2 separate regions of the Homo sapiens genome follow, and region 2 is linked to region 1. The links are chromatin contacts, found by Hi-C or POLR2A ChIA-PET in ENCODE. All regions are on one chromosome and are shown on one strand. Each heading gives the region's core, a stretch centred on a gene start or an enhancer-like site at or near the end of the contact. The rest is flanking DNA. Distances are from core to core; before and after follow the strand shown.

Region 1 (7,208 bases), core at 370-2,869:
GCGTTCACCACCATGCCCAGCTAATTTTTGTATTTTTAGTAGAGACAGTGTTTCACCATGTTGGCCAGGCTGGTCTTGAACTCATGACCTCTTGATCCGCCCGCCTCGGCCTCCCAAAGTGCTGGGATTACAGGCGTGAGCCACCGCACCAGGCCTCGGACCCTTGACCTCTTGATCCGCCCACCTTGGCCACCCAAAAGTGCTGGGAGTACAGGCGTGAGCCACCGCACCAGGCCTCGAACCCCCGACCTCTTGATCCGCCCACCTCGGCCACCCAAAAGTGCTGGGATTACAGGCGTGAGCCACCGCACCTGGCCAGGTTTTTTCCCTTTATAAAGGTTCTCCCGCCTCTCCCTTCCCGGCTGCCTAATGGACGCAGACAGGATGTGGGACAGAAGCACCGGCGGGAAGCAAGCACAGGGAAGCTCCCACCTCCCTCCCACACCACCAGCCAGGCCAGGACGAGGGCCTGCCACCGCTGGAGCCTGGGCTGTCCCTCCCAAGTTTCGCAGTCATCCAGTCTCCATTAGGCGCCTACCCCCCAGAGCCAAGCCAGGACAGCTGAGTCAGTTCAGGGTTCACATCCTGGCTCTGCACATGTGGCCTTGGCGGCGGGGCCGGGGGGGGGGTCTCTCCAGACATAATCTTGGGCCTCACCTATGTCCCTGGAAAGTGGGAGCACCTGGTGGGGTTCTGGGGAGGGGGAATTACGAGAGCTCCAGGAAGGAGCCTGCTCAGCAAGGACAGGGCCCATGAGCGGTGCAAGAGATGTTTCAGCAACGCCGTCTGGGCGTGTCCTGGGACCCGAGAGGTGGAGACCGCCCTCAGCCTGTCTCAGAATCTGAGCCTTTGCCTTTTCTCCCGGCAGCAGGGAGCGGACTCTCCTCTCCCGGGCCGCCGTGGGGGTCGCGCTCACCCTCCAGCAGCTCCACGTGGCCCCAGTCCTTCCTGCGGTCTTGGTCTTGCTCCTGGGGGCTGGCGGACGAGCTCCTCCTGGGGCCGCAGACGCCACCGGCGGTCCCTGCGGGAAAGACGAGAGCGGCTGAGCGGGGCCGGGCGTGTGGGCGGGGGCCTCCATAAAGGCAGAAGCCGAAGGGTCGAAGGGCAAAGGAGCCCTAAACGCAGCGGAAACTCTCGGAGCACGGGCTTAAGTTGGAAAGAAACTAAGACAGCGAAGGTGGAAGGGCCCCGCCGCGGCGAACACGGGCGCGGAACCGCCGAGAGAGGGTTCCTCGCACTCGAGGTGCAGCAGGTCAAAGGTTAAGAGCCCTAAACACCACACCTGGGGTCAGGAGGCTGCATAAGAAACCACGAGTCAAAGGTCAGACTGCACGGAGGAGCCTCAGTCGAAAAGCGGGCAAGGGCGAGTGGAAAGCGGGGCCGGGTCGGTGGGCTGCGCACGCCCAGGTGCAAAGAGGCAAAGGTCAAAGCGCCAAAGGCCCCGGCCGCGCGGGGAGGAGCCCACGCCGTGGCCCCCGGGCTGCCTGGCCGTCTCCCTTTGTGTTACCTTCTTTGCCGGGGAGTCCCGGGCGGCCGCAAGGCCGTAGGGCTCGTTTGAGCCCCGCCGCTCCGCGGCCCCAGCAAAGTGCCGACATTACGCACGCCGCTCCAGGCCACCCCACCGGCCCGCGCCTGCGCATGCGCCCGCGCCGCCTGCCGGGAGTTGTGGTTTCATGGTCGACGGAGGCTGCGAAGGGAAACCCCAGCCGGAAGTAGACTCCCAGGATGCAGCGGAGGCGCGAAGGCATGCGCCGGTGGACGCTCTGATTGGTTCCTCCTGCTGTTTTTAAAGGGAGGGGGCGGGACAGAGCTGTTGCCGTGGCAACTGGGAGGCACTCTCAGGCTGTTTTCCCGAGGACCTCAAATCCGGACTTTTTTTCTGTTTTTCTTTCTTTTTTGGTTTTGTTTTGGACGCGTTGTGGCCCAGGCTGGAGTGCAGTGGCGTGATCATAGCTCAGTGCAGCTTCGAACTGCTGGGGTAAAGAGATCCTCGCCCCTCGGCTTCCCAAAGCGCTGGGATTGCAGACGCCGCCACCGTGCCCGGCTTTTTTTTTTTTTTTTTCAAGGCATACTCATCTAATAACGAGGACAGCATCTGCAATTTAGAGATTCCTGTCCGCAACCTTCATTGCTCCAACGACAACTTTTGGGTAAGAGTCATTAGGATGCCGTCTATCATGGAGGAAGCTGAGGCTCAGAGAGGGCCACCAAGTTGCTGGAAGACACAGCACGTGCGACCTCAGGGAGGCTGCAAGGAGAGAAAGCCCCAGTCCGCGAGACTCCCAGCCTCCAGCTTCAGTTTACCCTCCAATCCCCAAGCCCTCAGGGGCAGGAGCCGAATGGAGCGGCAGGCTTGGATTCACCTGCTAAGTGGGGTGAGGTCAAGGGAATGAAATAAACCTCGGAGCCTAGAGCCTGCCCTGGTCTCCGCGTGATCCTGCCTAGGAGGAGCAGGGCGGGAGCTTTAGAATGGAACCTGGAAGGTGTGCCCACCTGTGTCGTTCAGCCGGGGCAGCAGGCCAGAGGCGGGAGCGCCTGCTGTGGGGCAGTAGGCTTGGGAAGGGTGAGAATAGGAATATCTGGGGGTAACTGTGTTCCAGGCTAATATCCCAGTTGCAAAGGGGAGCTGGTTTGGTGGCTCAGGCCTGTCATCCCAGCACTTTGGGAGGCTGAGGCGGGCGGATCACCTAAGGTCAGAGTTCGAGACCAGCTTGGCAAATACGCAAGCATGCCTGGCAACATGGCAAAACCCCGTCTCTAGTAAAAATACAAAAATTATCCGGGGGTGGTGGCGGGCACCTGTAATCCCAGCTACTCGGGAGGCTGAGGCAGGAGAATCGCTTGAACCCGGGAGGCGGAGGTTGCAGTGAGCCAAGATCTCGCCACTGCACTCCAGCCTGGGTGACAGAGCGAGAACCTGTCTCAAAAAAAAAAAAGTGCAAAGGGAGGTCAGTTCAGTGCCTCAGGCCTGTAATCCCAGCACTTTGGGAGGCTGCGGCGGGAGGATCGCTTGAGCCCAGGAGTTCCAGACAAGCCTTGGGCAACCGAGATACTGAGACCCAGTCTCCACCAAAGGAAAAAAAGAAATTAGCCAGGCATGGTGGTGCACACCTGTGGTCCCAGATACTCGGGAGGCTGAGGCAGGAGGACTGCTTGAGCCCAGGAGGTTTAGACTGCAGTGAGCTGAGATGGCGCCACTGTACTCCAGCCTGGGTTGACAGAACAGGACCCTGTCTCAAAACAAAACAAGTGCAAAGGCCCTGAGGCAGGAACAAGCGTGGACAGAGGAGCAATTTGAGCAGAGTGGGGCTGGGGAGAGGGAGCAAAGATGTAGCTGGGGCTCAGTTAGGGGGCCTGACCACACGGGGGCTCGGGGGCCTCAGCTCAAGCTATCCTCCATCCCCAAACCCTGGCACTTCAGTTTCCCCATCAGCCCAGAACGAGGACTCGACCTCACTCTGGAAGGGCCTGGCAGCCTCCTTACAGCACATTCCAGACGCTGCTGCCGACGCCTGCGTGAGCGCACTGATGCCACCGGCTGGGAATGTTTTCGACAGACGGCAGCACCCTCCCTCACCTGCCTCAGTCCACCTCAGGGTGCCCCAGCGGGCTGTGACCTCAGACCTCACCCACTACTGGGGTCACCTGCCTGGCCCTGAATCAGCCAGGCCTGGTGTGCCAAGACCTACAGACACCCCCTGCACCCCTGCAGGCTGGCAGAGCCAGAAACTTGGGTGGAAACCGACTTCTGAACTATTTCACCATTCCTTATGCGTTAGTCTTTTCTTTTATTTGATGAGATCCCAGCACTTTGGGAGGCCGAGGCGGGCGGATCACGTGAGGTCAGGAGTTTGAGACCAGCCTGGCCAACATGGTGAAACCCCGTCTCTACTAAAAATACGAAAATTAGCCGGGCATGGTGGCCTGTGCCTGTAATCCCAGCTACTCAGGAGGCCAAGGGAGGAAAATCACTTGAACCTGAGAGGTGGAGGTTACAGTGAGCCAAGATCGCACCACTGCACTCCAGCCTTGGGCAATGTAGCCAAACCCCATCACTACAAATAATACAAAAAAATTTTGTTGGCTGTGATGGTGCCTGCCTGTGGCCCCATCTACTTGGGAGGCTGAGGTGGGAAGATGTAGAATTGCTTGAGCCAGGAGGCAGAGGCTGCAGTGAGCTGTGATTGAGCCACTGCACTCCAGCCTGGGCGACAGAGCGAGACCCTGTCTCAAAAAAAAAAGAACATAATCTGGGTTTTGGAATAAGACAGCAGTTTCTGAAACAGCTCATTGCCCAAATTCCAGCCTCGCAACTCTGTAGCCGCCACCACCCCCCAGCCCCACCATTTATTTTAACTACATCTGTCTCCACCACTCCTGTATTAAGTAAATGCAATATTGGCTGGTCATGGTGGCTCATGCCTGTAATTCCAGCACTTTGGGAGGCTGAGGCAGGCAGATCCCCTGAGGTCAGGAGTTCGAGACTGGCCTGGCCAACGTGGTGAAACCCTGTCTCCACTAAAAATTCAAAAATTAGCCGGACGTGGTAGTGGGTGGTGCCTGTAATCCCAGCTACTTGGGAGGCTGAGGTAAGAGAAATGCTTGAATCCAAGAGACTGAGGTTGCAGTGAGCTGAGATCTCGCCGCTGCACTCCAGCCTGAACGACAGAGCGAGACTCCGTCTCAAAAATAAATTAATAAATACAACATTAATTATTTTTCTTGCTTAAGTTTTACGAAGAGACTTAATATCACCATCAAAAGTGGGAAACCATATATCTGGCCGGGCGTGGTGGCTCCCGCCTGTCATCCCAGCACTACGGGAGGCCGAGGCGGGCGGATCCCCTGAGGCCGGGAGCTGGAGACCAGCCTGGCTAACATGGTGAAACCCTCATCTCCAATAAAAATAACAAAAATTAGCCGGGCATGGTGGGTGCCTGTAATCCCAGCTATTCAGGAGGCTGAGGCAGAAGAATCACTTGAACCCGGGAGGCGGAGGTTGCAGGGAGCCGAGATCACACCACTGCCCTCCGGCCTGGGCGACAGAGCGAGACTCTGTCTAAAAACAAAACAAAACAAAACCCAACCAAGCAAACCCCACAGAGTCGAGAATCGCTAGATGGAAGGGGATGGCCCAGGTCCCTGGAGCCCCTGTGACAAATTACCACAAACTCGGTGCCTTAAAGCAACGTTCATTTTCTTACATTTCTGGAAATGAAAAGTCCAAAATCAGGACTGCGGGGCTGAAGTCAAGGTGTGTGGAGGCCTCGCTCCCTCCAGAGGCCCTGGGGCTCCTTCCTGCCTCTCCCAGCTTTTGAAGGCTCCAGGTGTGCTTGGCCTGCGGCCACATCACTCCCGTCTCGGTCTCTGTGGTCGCACTGCAGCCTCCTCGTCTGCCTGTGTGAAATCTCCTCCTGTCTCCGTATTGTGACCGCGTTTAGGATGCCCCAGGACAATCTTCTCCATATCGTTCAGATCTTCATGGTGTCAATATATTGAGACTCTTTTTCCAAATAAGGCAAATGTCACATTCTAGGGATCAGGGTGGGGACTTACCTTTGGGCCAACCACAGAGGCTACAAAGAGGAAGACACCACTCAATACAAAGCGTGCGCCAGCCCAGCCCTGATCGGTGTTTGTTGTTGTTGTTTTTGTTTGAGACAGAGTCTCGCTCTGTCGCCCAGGCTGGAGGGCAGTGGCATGATCTCAGCTCATTGCAACCTCCGCCTCCTGGGTTGTATAGATTCTCCTGCCTCAGCCTCCTGAGTAGCTGGGATTACAGGCGTGAAAAGGAGCAAGGCTCTGCCCCAGCCACAGCGCGGATGCACCTTGAGGATGTCATGCTCAGTGAAAGACGCCAGACACAGAAGGACACACAGTGTGTGATCCCCTTTATATGAAATGTCCACAACAGGCCCATCCACAGAGGCAGGAAGGGGATGTGTGGGTGCCGGGGGCTGGCAGAGGGGATGAGTGACAGCTGATGGGGCTTCTTCTTGCGGTGATGGAATCTTCTGGAACTAGACAGTCGTGGTGGTTGCACAACTCTACGAGGTACTAAAATCACTGAACTGGCTGGGTGCAGTGGCTCATGCCTGTAATCCCAGCACTTTGGGAGGCAGAAGCAGGTAGATCACGAGGTCAGGAGTTTGAGACCAGCCTGGCCAACATGGTAAAACTCTGTCTCTACTAAAAATACAAAAATTAGCTGGGTGTGGTGGCAGGTGCCTGTAATCCCAGCTACTCAGGAGGCTGAGGCAGGAGAATCGCTTGAACCAGGGAGGCAGAGTTTGCAGTGAGCCGAGATCGCACCACTGCACTCCAGTCTGGGTGACAGAGCCAGACTCCGTCTCAAAGAAATAATAATAAAATAAAATCACTGAACTGTACAGTGTAAGTGGGTGAATTGTGTGGTATATGAGTGATGTTTCCGAGGTGTCATTAAAGAAACTCAGACGCCTGGGGTGGGGCCAGTCTCACCGCTGTGGGTCCCATCCCCATCATTTCTCACAAGGCCCTCAGATCACCCTTCCGCGGTGGGGGGCGGACACTCTAAGAAGGGAAGACCTGGGCTCCTGCTGGCGAGAAGGCGGTGGACATTTCTTCAGTGTCTGGTGCCGCGCCCTCTGCCCAGCGTGCTCCGTGGAGGGTCTCATTGTCTTCCTCCAGACGTCTCTTTACTGGCCCATTTTACAGAGGCGGAACCGAAGCTTGGGGTGTTGGCCACAGGGCTCTAGTGTGGGAAGCCAGGCCAGGCTGGACCTCAGCCATGGGGACCCCTGTCCCTGAGACTGTGGCACCTGCCACACCCTCTGTGTGACCCGCCTAAGCCAGGAAGAGAGGGTCAGGAGATGCCTGAGCCACCAAGAAGGCATCCCAGCGTCCAGCCAGACCGGTTATCCCTCCAGAGGGCTCCCCGGCAGGACAGGCTGGTCGCCATGTCTTCAGCCTGGTGCTATTTAAAGGTGGGTGCCACCTGGGGCTGTGGCCGCAGGGCCAGGACTGGGCTGCTGGGAGCTGTGTCCCCACAGCGGAGGTCGCCGCCCCTCTCAGGCCTCGGTTTCCCCAGTTGTCAATGCCTCCACTTGGCTGTGAGTCTGTGAGGGTCACTGTGCTCACCTTTTGGGGCCCAGCGCATGGGGCAGGCAGAGGAAGGGTGGGGGCCAGCCGCCTTGCTGGGTGGTTCCCCGTGGGGCCTGGGGTATGGC
Region 2 (7,437 bases), core at 4,938-7,437, 3.8 Mb after region 1:
CCAGCCTGGGCAACAGCCAGACCGTCTCAAAAAAAAAAAAAAACAAAAAGGAAAAAGAATGGAAACCTTGAAGCCCTCTGTTCTCCCAGGAGGTTGCCATTATTATCATCATCATCACCTTGTGTTTTTCTGTGTCCTGTATATCCAGAGAGATCTCTAGGAAACACCCAGTATCATTTTGTTTCCTTGTGTATGACATATACTGTAAATATCTGTCTTTGTTACTCAAGGGTGTCTTAGATGTTTTTTATATTGGGATGGAAAGATGGAGCTCTTTTTAACAGCTGCGTGATATCCCATGGTGTGGACATGCTGTAGGTTACAGAGCTGTTTTCTCAGTTCTGCTGTTTCTGTGCTTGGCTTTCACAAAATGATTGTTCCCTTGAGCTTCCTTCTACAAGTGGCCTTGGGCTGTTAAGGAGAATGAGGTCTTGGTAGCTCAAGGCAATGCGTGCGTTCTTATTTTCCCAGCTTGCACTCTCTCATGCTTGGGCCAATTGGAGGTTTTCTCTTTTCCCCCCTGCCTCCGCTCCCCTGCTGTCAGGTTTTAGCGGCTTATCTGGTCTGGGCTTAGAAATTAGATACCCTTTAGTATAAAATCAGAGTCCATAGGCTCTGAGAGGATTATCTGAGAAAGGGTGCAGGAATTTTCATGCCCACACATAGTGAGCTCTGTCGCGACTCCTTGGGATTGTCGGTTTTTGTGTTTTGGCTTCCTTCTGGGATCCTGGATCACGTTTTTGGCAGTTGAGGGTGCTGTCTGACCGGGCTCCAGCTGGGTAGAATGTGGGAGTGTTGCATAGAATTTTGAGAGTGAGATCTATAAACACTTGGGTCAAATTTCAAGAAGATAAAGTTCTGTCAGACTTCAAGGTCCATCTGAGGGTTTGGCAAAGCAAAAAAGATACCAGTTTTAAATTAAGCAGTAATTGCTCTGTTTTGGTTGTTGGATATTACTGAGCGGGCTCTTGCCAGTCACATCAAGTCTGTTATCTCTGGACTCACAGCAGAGGGGGGGCATTGTAAGAGGCAGGAGATTCTGCAGCTGAGCTTCAGGCATGGGCAAGACTAAGGAACTGAATTCCCCGCCACCCCAAGACCACATTCCGTATTATAATCTCTGAACACAAAGGGCAGCCCCGGAGAGCTGCGGCTCCCATATTCTGCAGTTAAATCCCTCAGCGTGGGGGAGAGGCACACAGCCTTGGCAGGCAGAGTAGATGCTGGAGAGACAGATGCTTTTTCTGCAGCATTTGGTGAGGCTGCCTCGGGCTGGCATTTCTGTTGCCACATTCTCAGCAAAGACTGAACACCCTGGCCTGATCTCGGTGGTGAAAGAGCTCCTGCCAACACGGGCAGCCTTCTCACAACGGCTCGGCCTTTCCCTAAAGAAAGGTTTAGTCCAGAAAGGACTCAGTGGGACCCAGGTGGAAAGGCTGTCTTGAGCTCATTCATCTGAAGCTTTTATTCTGTGAGAGGTCCTAGTCAGGGGTTCAGCTTTCCCAGATAAAGAAATCACTGTTGGCCGGGCGCGGTGGCTCACGCCTTTAATCCCAGCACTTTGGGAGGCCGAGGCGGGCGGATCACGAGGTCAGGAGATCGAGACCATCCTGGCTAACATGGTGAAACCCCATCTCTACTAAAAATACAAAAAAATTACCCAGGCATGGTGGTGGGCACCTATAGTCCCAGCTACTGGGCAGACTGAGGCAGGAGAATCGCTTGAACCCGGGAGGCGGAGCTTGCAGTGATCCGAGATGGCGCCACTGCACTCCAGCCTGGGCGACAGAGCGAGACTCCGTCTCAAAAAAAAAAAGAAATCACTTACATAATTTTGTTGACCCCTCAGACCATTGCCAGGAAAATGGGCCTTTGGTTTTTCAGTCAACTTCAGTCTTACACTGCAAGTCTGCAATGAACCCGGAGAACTATTTCTTCCCACTCTTAAGCGTCTCTTCCCATTGCTCTTCACTTCTACTAGTTTGGTTTTCAGGATTCCCTGCCCCGGTGGGAGATAGCTTAGGCCAAAGTCCAGACTCCCTGTTCGTCTTCCTTCCTGGGACCATTTAGGTGGATGGTGAGTCACACCATGGATCCTATTGGTAATTCCTAGTAGCTCATGCTCAGTTTGAAGGTAGGTGATAGAAAATATTGTGCCCTAGAAGGTAGAAGTCCTAGAAAACCCCAGCAAGTTTCCCTTTTGTCTTAAGCTTTCACTCCACATTCTAAAAAGCAGAGTTGGCTGGGCGCGGTGGCTCACGCCTGAATTCCTAGCACTTTGGGAGGCGAGGCGGGTGGATCACCTGAGGTCAGGAGTTCGAGACCAGCCTGGCCAACATGATGAAACCCCTATCTCCACTAAAAATACAAAAATTAGCCAGGTGTGGTGGCACACGCCTATAATCCCAGCTACTCAAGAAGCTGAGGCAGGAGAATCGCTTGAACTTGGGAGGTAGAGGTTGCAGTGAGCCGAGATCGTGGCACTCGCTGCACTCCAGCCTCTGTGACAGGAGTAAGACTCCATCTCAAAAATAACATTAAAATAAAAAGCAGAGTTGAGCTAGACAGAATGTAAATTAGTGGTGCACAGGAAACCAGCCTGGAGACATGTTTTATTTGATTAATTTAGTATCTTTTTATTTTTTTTTTAGACAGTCTCACTCTGTCACCCAGGTTGGACAGCTCAGTGCAGCCTCAACCTCCCGGGCTCCTCCCACCCCAGACTCCTGGGTAGCTAGGACTACAGATGTGCACCACAACACCCGACTAACTAAAAGCTTTTTTTAGAGACAGGGTCTTGCTTTATTGCCCAGGCTGGTCTTGAACTCCTGGGCTCAAGTGATCCTCCCGCCTTGACCTCCCAAAGTGCTGGGATTACAGGCATGAGCCACTGTGCCCGTCTGTGTCCATTTTTAAACACCTAAAAAAATTCATATGAAATTCCTAATATCAGCTTCTCTTGGAGAAATTGGAAGGACCAGCAAATAGGGATCTATATTCCTGTAAGAACTCCATCTCCTTTGGACAGGCAGGTCCTCTCTCCTTTGCTACAAATCCATCCTCTCCCTGTCGCCCAGGCCAGCTGTCGCTTTTTTTTTTTTTTTTTTTTTAAGACAGAGTCTCACCCTGTTGCCCAGGCAGGAGTATGGTGGCGCAATCTCGGCTCACTGCAACCTCCTTCTCCTGGGTTCAAGCGATTCTTCTGCCTCAGCCTCCTGAGTAGGTGGGATTACAGGCACCTGCCACCACGCTCGGCTAATTTTTGTATTTTTAGTAGAGATGGGGTTTTGCCACGTTGGCCAGGCTGGTCTCGAACTCCTGACCTCAGGTGATCTGTCTGCCTCGGCCTCCCAAAGTGCTGGAATTACAGGCGTTAGCCACCGCGCCCAGCCTTGTCTGTTGCCTTTATTTCTGAGCTTGCCTTGTTTTTCTTGTGCTTGGTGTCCTTCACTCATTTCTTTATCTGCCTCCGTAGTCTCTCTTGTTATCTAATCCCAGATACACACATGTATGCACACTTACTGGAGTTTGTGACCCTATTATGACATTTTGGTTCTGTTGGTGGAAAAACTGATCACCTGGAAAGGTTTCTCTTTTTCTCGAAGCAATTGAAATAACCCGTGTTTAAAGATAAACGTCTTCTGTTTTCAGATAACTAAGAAATTCGTCAAAGGCTCTACAGAGAAGAACAAGCTCAGACTGCAAAGAGTAAGACATTTTCCCTGAAATAGAAAATTAACCTGCTGTGCTTTTTGCATTAAATAGTAAGCAAAGCCCTTTGAAGTTCCTTTGGTCTAGTTTTTACATTTTCCCCAGCCTTCTCTGACCATCATTTTGATTCCTGCTTCATTTTAAGTACTTGGACTTCATGGTTTGTGGATTGTGTCATTTTTTGGCTTGCTGAGTGAGTCCTAAGGTTTTGTGTGTGGCCTTTTCTAAGCTTTTATCAATAGTGCTACCACTGTCTTAATGGTTCAGTATCCCATTGTAGCTTCAAATTACCTTCCAAAAACCCAGTCCATTTCCTTGTAGTCCTGTCTCTTTTTTTTTTTTTTTTTTTTTTTTGAGACAGAGTCTCGCTCTGCCACCCAGGCTGGGGTGCAGTGGTGCGATCTCGGCTCACTGCAAGCTCCACCTCCCAGGTTCACGCCATTCTCCTGGCTCAGCCTCCCCAGTAGTTGGGACTACAGGCATCCACCACCACGCCTGGCTAATTTTTTGTATTTTTAGTAGAGACGGGGTTTCACCATGTTAGCCAGGATGGTCTCGATCTCCTGACCTCGTGATCCGCCCGCCTCGGCCTCCCAGAGTGCTGGGATTACAGGTGTGAGCCGCCGCGCCTGGCCAGTCCTGTGTCTTTCACTTATTGCTAAGTGCTATAACATCTGAATAGCCTCTACACTCGATGGGTGGTTATCCTTTAGTGACTCTCTGCTTAGTCTCCTATTCTGTGGGGGGCATCACCACGTTTTCCACACAGCAATGCAGGGGGCTTTTGTTTTGTTTTGTCTTTGAGACGGAGTCTTGCTCTGTCACCAGACTGGAGTGCAGTGGCACGATCTCGGCTCACTGCAACCTCTGCCTCCCGGGTTCAAGCGGTTCTTCTGCCTCAGCCTCCCGAGTAGCTGGGACTACAGGCACTTGCTGCCATAGCCAGCTAATTTTTTTTTTTTTTTTTTTTTTTTGTATTTTAGTAGAGATGGGGTTCACCATGTTGCCCAGGCTGGTCTCAAACTCCTGAGCTCAGGCAATCCTCCCGTCTCAGCCTCCCAAAGTGCTAGGATTACAGGCCTGAGCCACTACACCTGGCCGCAGGGGACTTTTTACTTATTGCTTAAAGGTTAGAGAAATTGAACATCATGTCATACCGAAACAAACCAAAACTCCAGGGAAGGCCTCTGGGCTTTGCCTATGCAGTGCCAGCTCACAGGAGGGGCCTGGTGACCATGGGCTCTGCGTTTACTGAGTGTTTCCTGAGCTCCCTGATGTTCACTGGGCGTTTCCTGAGCTTCCTGATGGCCACACTGAGTTTTTGTGTTTCAGATTTGGGGTTGATTTTTATTTTATTACTTTTTTTTTTATTGAGACACAGTCTCTGTTGCCCAGGCTGGAGTGTAGTGGTGCAATCTCGGCTCACTGCAGCCTCTACCTCCCGGGTTCAAGCGATTCTCCTGCCTCAGCCTCTCGAGTAGCTGGGATTATAGGCACGAGCCACCACGCCTGGATAATTTTTTGTATTTTTAGTAGAGACAGGGTTTCGCTATGTTTGTCAGGCTGGTCTCAAACTCCTGACTTCAGGTGATCCACCCACCTTGGCTTCCCAAAGTGCTGGGACTACAGGTGTGAGCCACCACGCCCAGCCTGATTTTTATTTTTACAGTTTATCTCATTCTTTGGAACAAGAGCACTTTTAAAGCTCATTGGAACCTCCGAGTCCCGCACACCGGGTTGGGGAGCGGAGAAAGTATCCAACGGCGGCTGAAGAAATCTGATTCACCTGCAGTTTCTAGAAGCCTTCTATTTCCTGCTTAGCAACAGGGTGGGAGACTCTTCACCCAGTTATGTTTATAGTCTCCTTGTTCAGTCCAGACGGTCACCTTCCTCGTGTGTCTCGTATATCAGATGCAGTCACACAGCACACTGGCAGGAAATGCACATCAGACATCTTCCAGGCTGTGTCTCTGTGGCTTTTGTTAAAGCTACCAGAGATGTATTGGAACACATTTAGAATTTTTCCTTAGAGACAAGGGCAGATATCCTAACCCAAACTGAAAGCTGAGCTGTCAGGCTCCAGACGTGTGGGAAGCCCATATTGGATGAGAGGTGGTCCTCATGCAGTGTTAGGAGCGGGCACCTGTGGAGCTGGGCAGGTGAGCGTTTTTTTTTTTTATTTTGAGACAGTCTCGCTCTGTTGCCCATGCTGGAGTGCAGCGGCGTGATCTCGGCTCCCTGCAACCTCCACCTCCCAGGTTCGAGCGATTCTCCTGCCTCGGTCTCCCAAGAAGCTGGGATTACAGGCACGTGCCTTCATGCCCAGCTAATTTTTGTATTTTTAGTAGAGACGGGGTTTCACCATGTTGGCCAGGCTGGTCTCGAACTCCTGACCTCAAGTAATCCGCCTGCCTCGGCTTCCCAAAGTGCTGGGATTACAGGTGGGAGCCTGCGCCTGGCTGAGCATGTTTAACATTGAACTTCAGATTACGTAATGACTGAGTGTCCCAGGCCACTGCCAAGTCTTTGGAATGAGGAACGTAGTGATGAAGTGTTACTTCCTTAAAGAATTTGAAACAAGGCTGGGCGTAGTGGCTCGCCCCCATAATCCCACACTTTGGGAGGCCAAAGTGGGAGGATTTCTTGAGCCCAGGAGTTTGAGACAAGCCTGGGCAACGTAGTGTCTCTACTAAAAAGAAAAAGAATTCCTGGGCTGGTTGCAATGGGTCATGCCTGTAATCCTAGCACTTTGGGAGGCTGAGGTGGACAGATTGCTTGAGCGCAGGAGTTAAAGATCAGTCTGGGCAACATAGTGAGACTCCATCTCTACAAAAATTAGCCAGGTGTGGTGACAGGTGCCTGTGGTCCCAGCTACTCGGGAGGCTGAGGCAGGAGGACTGATTTGAGCCCAGGACGGAGGTTGCAGTGAGCCAAGATAGCATTGCTGCACTCCCTCCAGCCTGGGCACTAGAATGAGACTCTATCTCCAAATAAATAAATAATGTTTTTTTGTTTTGTTTTTCAGACAGAGTCTTGCTCTGTCACCCAGGCTGCAGTGCCGTGGCGTGATCTTGAACTGCCTTGTGGGTTTAAGCGATCCTTGTGCCTCAGACTCCTGAGTAGCTGGGACTATAGGTGTGCGCCACCACATTCAGCTAATTTTTTTGTATTTTTGGTAGACTTGGGGTTTCACCTTCTTGGCCAGGCTGGTCTCAAACTTCTGGCCTCAAGCAATTTGTCTGCCTCAGCCTCCCAAAGTGCTGGGATTATAGGTGTGAGCCCCCTCAGCCCAGCAGGATTGTGTTTTAAATGAATCTTATATTGAATTTCCCACAAGTACCAGGACACAGGGCTAATTCTTAACATTTTTCTCATGATGGAAGGAAGCATAATGGATTATGAAAATCACTTCTGTGGCTGGGTGCTGGGGCTCATGCCTATAATTCCAACACTTTGGGAGGCTAAGGCAGAAGGATTGTTTGAGGCCACGTGTTCAAGACCAGCCTGGGCAACACAGCAAAACCCCATCTCTAGGAAAATTACAAAAATAGCTGGGTATAGTGGTGTGTGCTTATAGCCCCTGCTACTCAGGAGCCTGAGGTGGGAGGATCACTTGAGCCTGGGAGGTCGAGGCTGCAGCCAGCTATGACTGCACCACTGCACTCCACCATGGGCAACAGAGTAGACTTTGTCTCAAGAAAAATAAAATCACTTCTGTGTAAAGTT

What was found. Hi-C counts contacts between places; a loop is a spot of excess contacts on that map. ChIA-PET counts read pairs that join two places held with the same protein, here RNA polymerase II (POLR2A).
Region 2: a map of lower leg skin shows a loop between it and region 1 (34-fold over the local background). The contact joins the enhancer-like site here to the promoter of POLRMT in region 1. A Hi-C loop is called at or near these places in 1 of 168 maps with a recorded cell type or tissue (lower leg skin). POLR2A ChIA-PET finds 5 or more read pairs at or near these places in 1 of 52 experiments (activated B cell).

Annotation. Positions count from the first base shown.
Region 1 is chr19:631,918-639,125 of GRCh38, forward strand. POLRMT (RNA polymerase mitochondrial) reads right to left here and starts at 1,620. Exons shown (of 21, transcript NM_005035.4): 1 at 1,508-1,620; 2 at 917-1,021. The coding sequence starts at 1,595. It overlaps LOC105372234 (a long non-coding RNA gene), which reads left to right and starts at 1,547. Exons shown (of 2, transcript XR_936226.2): 1 at 1,547-1,978; 2 at 2,067-6,389. RefSeq lists silencers at 1,404-1,563, 1,574-1,833 and enhancers at 5,144-5,203, 6,578-7,208.
Region 2 is chr19:4,414,369-4,421,805 of GRCh38, forward strand. It overlaps CHAF1A (chromatin assembly factor 1 subunit A), which reads left to right. Exons shown (of 15, transcript NM_005483.3): 4 at 3,652-3,708. Among named protein-coding and RNA genes, the nearest start is that of CHAF1A, 15 kb to the left of the region's middle. Within about 2 kb of position 6,188, at least 3 of the 41 ENCODE cell types and tissues checked have a DNase peak (open chromatin) inside an H3K27ac peak, as active enhancers do.